Linked DNA regions of Homo sapiens: region 2 is linked to region 1. The links are chromatin loops, found by intact Hi-C in ENCODE. Cell type or tissue: heart right ventricle. All regions are shown on one strand. Region 1 holds the start of LOC124901138 (a long non-coding RNA gene). Region 2 has its middle 9.4 kb from the start of CPEB4.

The links. Peaks named below come from ENCODE experiments on the same cell type or tissue, not always from the same donor. Only the 100,000 strongest peaks of a DNase experiment are listed, where the experiment ranks them.
Region 2: a loop joins it to region 1, with 5 times the contacts of the local background. A loop is called at or near these places in 47 of 110 quality-filtered maps.

Annotation. Positions count from the first base shown.
Region 1 is chr5:173,771,543-173,776,542 of GRCh38, reverse strand. LOC124901138 (a long non-coding RNA gene) reads left to right here and starts at 4,086. Exons shown (of 2, transcript XR_007059060.1): 1 at 4,086-4,589. RefSeq lists an enhancer at 4,264-5,000. In heart right ventricle, no CTCF peak of the experiment used is centred here; a DNase peak (open chromatin) is centred at 2,207; H3K27ac peaks cover 1,997 bases.
Region 2 is chr5:173,876,435-173,881,434 of GRCh38, reverse strand. No RefSeq gene overlaps it. Among named protein-coding and RNA genes, the nearest start is that of CPEB4, 9.4 kb to the left of the region's middle. In heart right ventricle, no CTCF peak of the experiment used is centred here; a DNase peak (open chromatin) is centred at 2,694; H3K27ac peaks cover 2,128 bases.

The DNA.
Region 1 (5,000 bases):
GTTCATTTGGCTGCTGTCTTGGTCATTCCAGGCTGCCATAGCAGAATACCATAGACTGGGTGGCTTATAAACTACAGAAATTTATTCCTCGCAGTTTTGGAGGCTGGAAGTTGAAGATCAGTCACTGGCAGTTTGGAATCTGACGAGGGTCTGCTTTGTGGTTCACAGACAGCTCCTTCTTGCTGTGCCCTCACATGGCAGAAGAGGCCAGGCAGCTCTCTGGGGTCTCTTTCTAAGGGCACTAATCTCATCAATGGGGCTCCACCCTCATGACCTAATCACCTCCCAAAGGCCTCCCTACTAATACCATTGCCTGGGGGTTCACTTTCAATATAAGACTGGGTTGGGGGCAGGCAGACAAAAACACTGTCGATAGCACCTGCACATAAACGTGTTCTCATCCGCTCAGCAACAGAGTTGAAACCTATCAAGAGGATGGCCCCGTGGCATGGGTTGTGTAGCTGAATCTTCCTAAGGAGTAAAGACGTAGGATCCATCACATACCCACAAATAAATTCACGTTTCCTGGGGGTGGATTTTCTGCTTGTTGAACTGAGCAGATGGCTGTGCTTGAGACGAAAAAGGAAGTTGCTAAACCCTCTCTCTGCCCAGTGCAGAATTTGGAAAGAAACAACCAAATAACCCGCTCACTTCAGGTTCTGTCCCCTGTTTCAGTAGCCCCTGCGGATTCCTCCTGCAGTGGTTTCCTTATCAGAGTCCCTGGGAGGCGCTGCCAATGCATCATTCCTAAATTACTATGTTTTCATATCTCCTCCCTTCTCCTAAATCAGAGGGGACCTGCCTCATCTGGGTGCTGCATGCTGGTTTCTTAGCCTGATGCTCAAGACCTCATGCAGTGTGATTTCAACCTACAATCCTATGGCAGCCCTGGCTGCTGGGATTTCCTTCCTTGAATCTTCTGCTTCTGACAAGCTGGTTACCTGGCACACAGCAGGCATGAAGAAATGTTTTTGCATGAAAGAATATGCCTTCTGCTGTGCTGCAGTTTGCCTCCGTTCATCTCAACATATATTCCTTGAGTGACCGGGACAACTGGTGCTTGAAGACTTCCTATATGCCAGACACTGGTAGGGTGGGCACTGCTCCAATTTGCCCTGGACTTTCCTGATTTTAGCCCTGGAAGCCATGTCTCAGAAATCCCCCACCCCACCCCAGGCAAATTGGGACAGTTGGTCTTCCTAATAAATTGGGCTCCATGCATTCTATTTTCATGGGACTTCCAACATAGAGTAGATGACATTAAACAAATTATCCCACAAAGAAATGCATAATTATAAACCATGGCAGGTGCAGAGGAGAAGTCAACCCTGAGCTGGGCACTGTGGATATGAAGAGAAAAAGACACAGTCAGGCCTTGGCAAAGCATCCTGCTTGTAACTAGGAGAGAGAGGGACACACAGCTTATTTAATGTAAAGTGGTGAGCACAGTGAATCAGAAACCTACACTCTCTTATCCCTGTTCACATTATACTGTTTCTATTTTAATTGGGGTTTCAAACATTGGAAACCCACTCTGGTGAATTAAATAGAGGTGTATTGAAAGGGCTTTGGAAGGAAAAGCTGAAAAATAGGCCTTGGAAGAGAGAGAAACAATTGCTTCTTAGGGAGTTGAGATAGTCAAAAAATTATGCCAGAACAAAAGAACATGCTTTGTTCCACTTCCATTAGAAAAACTGACTCTAGCCATTCAATGCCCTTGGGTTTCTCTGGCCAATATCCTGATTCCAGGAAGAAAGTATATGGTGGCCAAGCTTGGGTCTCATGCCAGCCCCTTGGCCAGTCTAGCAGGGCACCATAATTAGAAATTCCACCAAAACCGCGTGCAGCTGGGCATGGGGACAGGCAGTTGCTATGGGCAATGGAGGGGCGGGAGCTGGGAAGGTGAAGGCCACAGCTGCCTGCTCTCTCCTCTTCAAAAAGGGGCCCAGACATTGCCTTCTCCAGCATCTTTTTCACCATGGCCACTGCCCTTGGAGTGCCTCTCTGCTTGCTTTTGGTCCAGAATATTCTGTTACCATGGATAGCATCAGGCTGACAGCTGTTGTGTCTTATCCAGCCACCCGACTATTATCACCTTGGAGCATGTGCTGTGTCCTTGGGCACAGCTAGTACAATGCCTGGCACAGCAAAGGGACTCCATGAATGTTGCTGAGTACTTTCTGGAGAGTTTCACAGAGCAAGTGGCCATGATGATCCTGCCATCCTTCCCTGGCCCATTGCCCTCCAGCCAAACCAGCCTTCTTCCTGGATCTCAAACACTTTGAGCAGCTTTGCAGCCCGCCTGGCTATTCCTTCATCCCATGTTGTCCGCTTTGCCAGTCTCGTGACTCAGGGGTTCTCAACTGGAGGTGGTTTTGCCCTCCAGGGGAACACCTGGCAATGTCTGGGGGCATTTTTTGGTTGTCACCCTGGAAAATGGGATGCTACTGGCATCTCGTGGGTAAAGGCCAAGGATGCGGCTAAACATCTTATAATGCATAGGCCAACCCCCCAACAAAGAGTTATGGGATCCACAATGTCCACAGTGCCAAGGTCGGGAAAGCCTACAGCAAGCCTCAATCCCCTCAGCCCAGAGACCCTCCCGTTCAGGAAGGCTTCCCTGAGCATCGCCCGTTTCTTTCTCTCTTTTTTTTTTCTTCTTTGAGACAGAGTCTCACTCTGTCACCCAGGCTGGAGTGCAGTGGCGCAATCTCGGATCACTGCAAGCTCCGCCTCCTGGGTTCACGCCATTCTCCTGCCTCAGCCTCCCGAGTAGCTGGGACTACAGGCGCCCGCCACCACGTCCGGCTAATTTTTTTTGTACTTTTAGTACAGACGGGGTTTCACCGTGTTAGCCAGGATGGTCTCAATCTCCTGACCTCGTGATCCACCCACCTTGGCCTCCCAAAGTGCTGGGATTACAGGCTTGAGCCACCGCACCCGGCCTCATGCCCCCCACTGTATTTCCTTCATGACACCTTGTCACAGCCTAAAATGATCCTGCCTGCTTGTTCAGTTGCTGACTTGGTGCCTGTCTTGTGGACTAGATCGGTCCTATGAGAGCGACCCCCATGGGCCTTGCTCGTGGGGCGCTCCCCTGCATGGAGAGTGGCACATGGCATATGGCAGGCTGCTCAGTAAAACGTGTTGCAGGAATGTTGAATAAAGAAATATGACCTCAACTTTTCTTTTACTTTACTTTTTTATTTTTTGAGACAAGGTCTCACTATCCACCAGGCTGGAGTACAGTGGTGCAATCATAGCTCACTGCAGCCTCAACCTCCTGGGCTCAAGCGATCTTCCTGTCTCAGCCTCCTGAGTAGTTGGGACTACAGGTGTGCACTACCATGCCTGGCTAATTTAAAAATATATATATATATTTGTAGAGACAGGGTCTCTGAGTCTTTCTATGTTCCCCAGGCTAGTCTTGAACTCCTGGGCTCAAGCAATCCTCCTATCTCAGCCTCCCAAAGTGCTGGAGTTACAGGCATGAGCCATTGTGCCCAGCCTCAACTTTTCAAAGATCAGCAGTCAGAGAGCTCCGCTGTGAAGTCCAGCTTCTTTCAGGCTGGCTATCTTTGTGTGTCTGTGTTCATTTCCGCAGCCAGTTCACATTCAGTCTCTGTTGTTGGCTGGCTGTGTGGGCCTTTGGCAAATTTCTGAAGCCTCCCAGGCCTCAGTCTCTGCATCTCTAAAGTGGGGCTATTATGATCAGCCCCTTCATCACAGAGATGTAGTGGGAAGTAAATAAATGAATCTACAGCACTTAAGAAAATGCCTGACTCAGAAAGGCCTCTGTAAACGTCATCTATCAGCAGCAGCATCATGTTTTGGCTGGGGCAGGCAGTGGGGGCGACAGAACGAGCTCTGGGGCCCTACCAGAAGATTAGGGGATGAACGCAGCTTGCAAGGCCAAAGCTGTCCCCATTTGGTTTTGCCAGCTCTTGCTCATCCATGAAATAAACCGGATGAAGCCTTCATCCAGCCCTTGTTTTGAGAAGGAGGCAAGCAGAGAGCGTGGATTTAATGTGGCAGATGGTGCTGTCCTTGAATTATGAAACCAAAGGAGGAAATTAAAGTGCTCCATTGCAACAGATATGGGCCAGCCGGGGCAGAAGGCAGGAGGTGGGGCAGAAAGGAGGGCAGGAAGGAGGTGCTGTATCAACTGGGCAATGGCTATTTTCAAGGGTAGCTGGAGTCCTAAGATAATAGAATTCCGTAGCCCCATATAATTTTAGAATCTTCATCTTACATAGGCAAATGAGGCTCAGAGAGGGAAAGTGACTGTGAAGGTCACACAGCCAGTTAGTGGCAGAGCAACTCACACGTCCTGATTCCTTGAACAGTATTATTTTCTGCTGCCCCAAGCCAAGGCCAGTGGCAGACCCTGTCTCAGGGCTTCCTGATTTTGGGCAGCTCTGCTTTTCAGAGGACTTCTCTGGACAGGCACCCAGTGTCCAAAGAGAACCCAGGGTCAGGCAGCACAATCCCAGGGGCTTCTCTGCAGCTGCTCTCCTCCCAGCACACAGGGAGATACCAGCCACCGTCCCGGAGCCATTCGGCCTGGGTCTGAAGCCCAGCAACCCGAGGTAAGTTTTTTACTGTCCTGGAACGTCAGTTTCCTTATCCGTAAAACTGGAAAAATAATAGGCTCTTCCTTATGGAGTTGCTGTGAGAATTTGATGAGCCATCATCACATACAGTTTTCGGTCCTCAGCTTGGCACATAGTAAATGTTCAATAAAAATGTTAGTTCTCTTTGCAGCCCAGAATCGACTTCAGAGTCTAACGGCCCCCTAGGCTGTAAGCCCCTCAAGGCAGCTGTGTATGGCACAGCTTTTGTTCTCTGTGCCTTGTACAGCACCTGCCACCTGCTAGGGGCTCGGGAAATGGCGGTGGCCAATGCCAGGTCCCCTCGAAGACACCCATTTCTCAGTGGGCACCGTGGAGCACCGGGAAATGCTGCCAGCGATGCATGTGACTCTGTCACTCGTTTAGACT
Region 2 (5,000 bases), 100 kb before region 1:
ACCACAGGTGTGCATCACCATGCCTGGCTAATAATTTTTTAAATTTTTTGTAGAGGCAGAGTCTCACCATATTGCCCAGGCTGGTCTCGAACTCCTGGGCTCAAGTGATCCTTCCACCTTGGCCTCCCAAAGTGTTGGGATTATAGACGTGAGCCACCTAGGCCAATTTTGAAAGATCTTCTTTATGTAATTAGAAGGACTGAAAGAGAATGGGAACAGAGCTAAATGTCTGGTTGTGTGATTCAAGATTATGCATTGCCTTATATGTGTGCTGCCTCCAGTCATCTGATGTATCCCACTGGGAAAGGACCCATTGCCTGGAAAGCACTGCTAAACTCCTTTAATGTGGCATCAGGGCCCTCAACAGCCTGGCACCTGCTTGACGTCTCAGCATCATCCCTTGCAACCCTTTAAGAGCATTGCTTCAAGCACCCTGAAAAACTTGTGTTTCCACAAACTTGCAATAAGTCATGAATGCTATTTGCAGCAAGTAACACAGTGCCTTAAACAATTGGAGGTTACTTCTCTCACACATCAAGAAGGCTGGAGTGGGTGGTTGCTGGTGCTGGAAGGCTAGTGATGTCAGGGATCTGGGTTGGAATCTCTAGACGTTTTTGGTCTTCCCTCCAAGGTCTTAAGAAATCTGCCACAGTCCCTGTCATCACACAGGCATTCAGAAGCTAGAGGGAAAGGGCTGCAAAGAGCCTAGAGTTTCTCATCATGAACATTCCTCTGATCAGATAGGAAAGGCCTTTTCCACTTGCTCACTCCCTATTACATCTTTTTGGTCAGAGCTGGGTCACATTCCTTGATCTAGATCAGACATGGACCCACCTTCCCTGAGACCAAAGGAGCTCAACCTGAAACATAAACAAAATCAGGACTCAGCTAGCAAAGGAGGAGGGAAAGGCTCTGGAGGAATCAACAAGTGTCTCACATGCCCACCATAAAATTACCGTAGGTCTCGCCTGCTTTGTTTGCCCGGGGAGCTTCTACTAAGCATGCATGGCCTTCTCTGCCCTTGGAGCAGAAGTGAGTGTCTTCTCCTAGTTGGCATGGACACTTAGCGGCATAATTGACAATTATGGAATTGACCATTTAGAGCCTACCTACTGGAGTTGCTCCTCCAGGTCAGGGACTCTTCTTTTCTCCTTGGTGTTCCCTGGGCCCAGCATTTTGTCCAGCACATAGTAAGCGTTTAATGAGTGTTTGTTGAATTAAGGCTGAATTAATTAATTTGTTTCTTCTATGCAAGTCACAAACAAAGTCCAAATACTAAATGTTAGGATGAATTACAAGCGTGCTTTGGAACATTTTACAAACAGTGCTCTCTATTTCATTGCTGTTTTGTGTTGTTTTGGAGGAAAATATAGCAATTTCCTAAGAGCATATGTGAAGTTACTGTTAGCATAAAACTTCTACCACACTGCTGATCTTACAGCAAATCAGTCACTGTAAATCCTGGAGAGTGATTTTATAAACTTAGTAAACCATTTCCATCTTGTGTGAAACACATTATATGGGTAATAGCTTCATTTGGCCGAGTCATCTTAGGTACAGTTCCACGATTGCATTAAGCTAGTTTTTATTGATGTACCCTCAATGTTAAACAGCTTCTTAATGAAGTGGATTGCCTTGAAGCCTTTGGATAGTGCATGCACACACACACACACACACACACATAAAGTTATCACCACCCAAAACAACTGCTGAGGCAGTAACGATGTAATATTAATGAGTAATATCACATACAATTGGATGTGCTAGTTTCTAATGTTGTTGAGTTGATTCTCAGTAATGGGCTTCTTGAAATCACCTGGCCCCCAAAGAAGTACCTTCAGATTCAGCAGCCCATGTAAAATATAATAAGTGCATAAATAATTTATCAAGGGAAATAGGTAGCATTATGGCCACAATTCGGTGCTGCTGTTATTTAAAAGCCTGGCAGCTTGGTAGTTAGAAACCACTATGTCCAGGGGTGTTGTAATTCACCATTTGCTCAGAGTTCAAATGAGACAGAAGAGAGCTCCAGGCCCCTGGCTCATTTTTTATTTAGAGGCAATTTTTAAAAATCCATTCAGCCATTTAAATTCCAAAAATAGAAACAGGAAAAAGAAATAAACATGCTTCAAAGTTAGCAATTTAGAGACTGCTTGGAGTCTTCATTAGGCAGGGTCTGGAATATTTTTTTTAAGCAACATTCTACAAACTTGGAAATGCAAGTTCCAAGTGAGAGTGGTGAGAGTTTAATTATTAGTTTCATTGTGTGTGTGTTTCTTTTAAACCCATATATGGTGGTTTCTGAGGCAGTATTTTTCAAATCCTAGTCCTTTGTATATACTTGATACATAATTTGTATTGTATTATTGTACTACATATCGTATTTATTATTCATTCAACATTGTTTGTAAATGGACTCAATATTTTAGAACTTAAGTAAATAAGTTAAAAGGAAAATTCCGTATTACTAATGTAAATGAAAAATCAATATGATATGCCATAAGAAGTTACTGTTATTTATTTTTCCTAATATACACTGAAATAAATGCATATTGAGTGGAACAAATGTCTAGAAATCAAAATAAGAGACAGTTCCTCTGTGTACTATCCAAAAGAGCTCAAGGACATTTAGGGAGGCACCGACTTCCTGGTTAAGAACACAGACCTTTCAGAGCAGGCAGGATTGGCTCAAGTCCCACCTCTCCCATTTGCCAGCTGAGAGACTTGTGAGCAGGTCTTTTTGTCTTTCTGAACCTCAGATTCAGCATCTGGAAAATGAGGATAACATTTTTTGAGCAGTTAGTTGAAAGGATTATACGAGGTAATATGTATAAAGCTCTTAGCATCGTACCTAGCCTATAGCAAATGTCCAAGAACTATCATCTATAATTATTATTCATATCTGACTGGGGAGATGTGGGTCATCGTGGAGAACAAAACACCAATGAATTCAGTTCCAGAACAAACAAAATGTACTAGGTGTCTACCACATGACAGGCTCAGTGATAGGCCCTGGGGACATGGAGATAATTTTCAAAGTAACAGCCATGTAAGGAGATAATGGCATTTAAGCAGCCATGTAAAGAGATACGAGCAGTGCAGTGAGAGCTTTGTGCCCAGGTTAAGATGGAAGGTCAGAGAGAAGAGCATGATCAAAGTCAGCATCAGGGAAGAAAAATGTGTAGATCCATACATCAGGTCTTTTCTGATGGCTTATGGGGACAGACATCGGTACTGGAAGGTGCCAGGTAAATTGGAATTCTGCTGGGGAACAAGATATGCATGAAATTCAAACATATATACAGCCATGGAGACAACATCATTTACTTATGGGCTCAAGTGACATTAATGAGTTGGAGAATATCATTTTCAAAACTAAACGGTGGTCAAGCAACATGTAAACAGAAGTTTGGTTTGCTTTCCTTCATAGAAGTCACAGGCAGGTGGTTCACAGATATTTTTAGTTTGGCCAGCGGAGTAATTTACGTTTTTATTCTTATTACCTGCTAACATGTAAAAATTATGAAACTTCATAGGAAAATCCAGATTTGTGTCTTTTCTTCAAAAAGTATAAGATGTGGCCATCTGGATGTGTGTTCCTACATATGATAATTTGGGGCTGGAGTTGAGCAGCTGCTGCTGTTGTAAGATGGGGCGTTTGCTCTCCAATTCGCCATGGTCTCTACCCAGTCTTTGGTGTTGACCAAAGGCCCAGAGAAGTGGGGCCCCTGCCCTTGGCCTGCTTTCGAGGGTCTACCCTGGCCCTTCTCCATGCTGCAAGAAGTCTGAGGAGCCAATAGATGCCTGCATTGCCTCTTCTAGACCATACTGCAGGTACCAAGAGACCCTGAATGCCCAGCCCAAATTACCCGAGCCTGCTTCTGGAGCCAGCAGAGACCTCTTTTCTTAGTTAATTCACCCAGCACTGCCAGGGTGCACACCCTGGGACCCAAGGGGTGGCAATGAAAAGCTGTTTTTTTATTATTATTATTTGGTGAGGAAGAGGATGATGCTTGTATGTGCAGGCCAGAGTGTCCACCCACCTGCGCAAAGCCCCCTGCTGTATGAAATGGAGTCAGATATGAGAAGAGAAGAAGAGCAGGTGTTGAAGAGGGAGGACTCTGGACTGGGGACCAGTTTTTCCTAAGTCATCATCTTCAGGCAAGGGAGAACTCTAAATTTGAACCTGGCCTTCCAGGTGGTTATAAAGGTATATTTGTCAAGATAAGAGATTAGAAGTTACTTAAATTTGGCTGGGAACAGTGGCTCACGCCTGTAATCCCAGTACTTTGAGAGGCCGAGGTGGGCAGATCACCTGAGGTCGGGAGTTCGAGACCAGCCTGACCAACATAGAGGACCCTGTCTCTACTAAAAATACAAAATTAGCTGGGCATGGTGGTGCATGCCTATAATCCCAGCTACTTGGGAGGCTGAGGCAGGAGAATTGCTTGCACCCGGGAGACGGAGATTGCAGTGAGCCGAGATCGCACCATTGCACTCCAGCCCGGGCAACAAGAGCGAAACTCCATATTAAAAAAAAAAATTAAATTAAATTTGATAACTTGATTTAGAGCTTGTGAGTATCTAGATTATGTTGAGTGGGCTTCCATTTATATTCTTTCCCTGGACCTGCAAATATTAGGAAATATTGGGAATGGGCCTGTTGGTGGATTTCACTGCTTTCCCCTTGCTGCCTGGCCCCTGTTGATATTTGAGTTTGTGGCTTTTACTAAATTATGAGCTTCCTGAGGGTGAGAAGAACACTTGACTTGTTTAGCACTATATCCCCTTCACCCAATACAGTCCTGAATGAGTGACTATCTAATCTGAGAGTTGATATTTTTGACTAGTTCTCTTGCAATTATTTTATCCTGTCATATATGTATGCAAATCACAGAGTATTTAAAATTTTCTCCTTAGAAGCTTGATTAATTGCTGAAAAATTTTTTGGTTATTTCTATTTACGGCTGGGCACGGTGGCTCAAGCCTATAAATCCTAG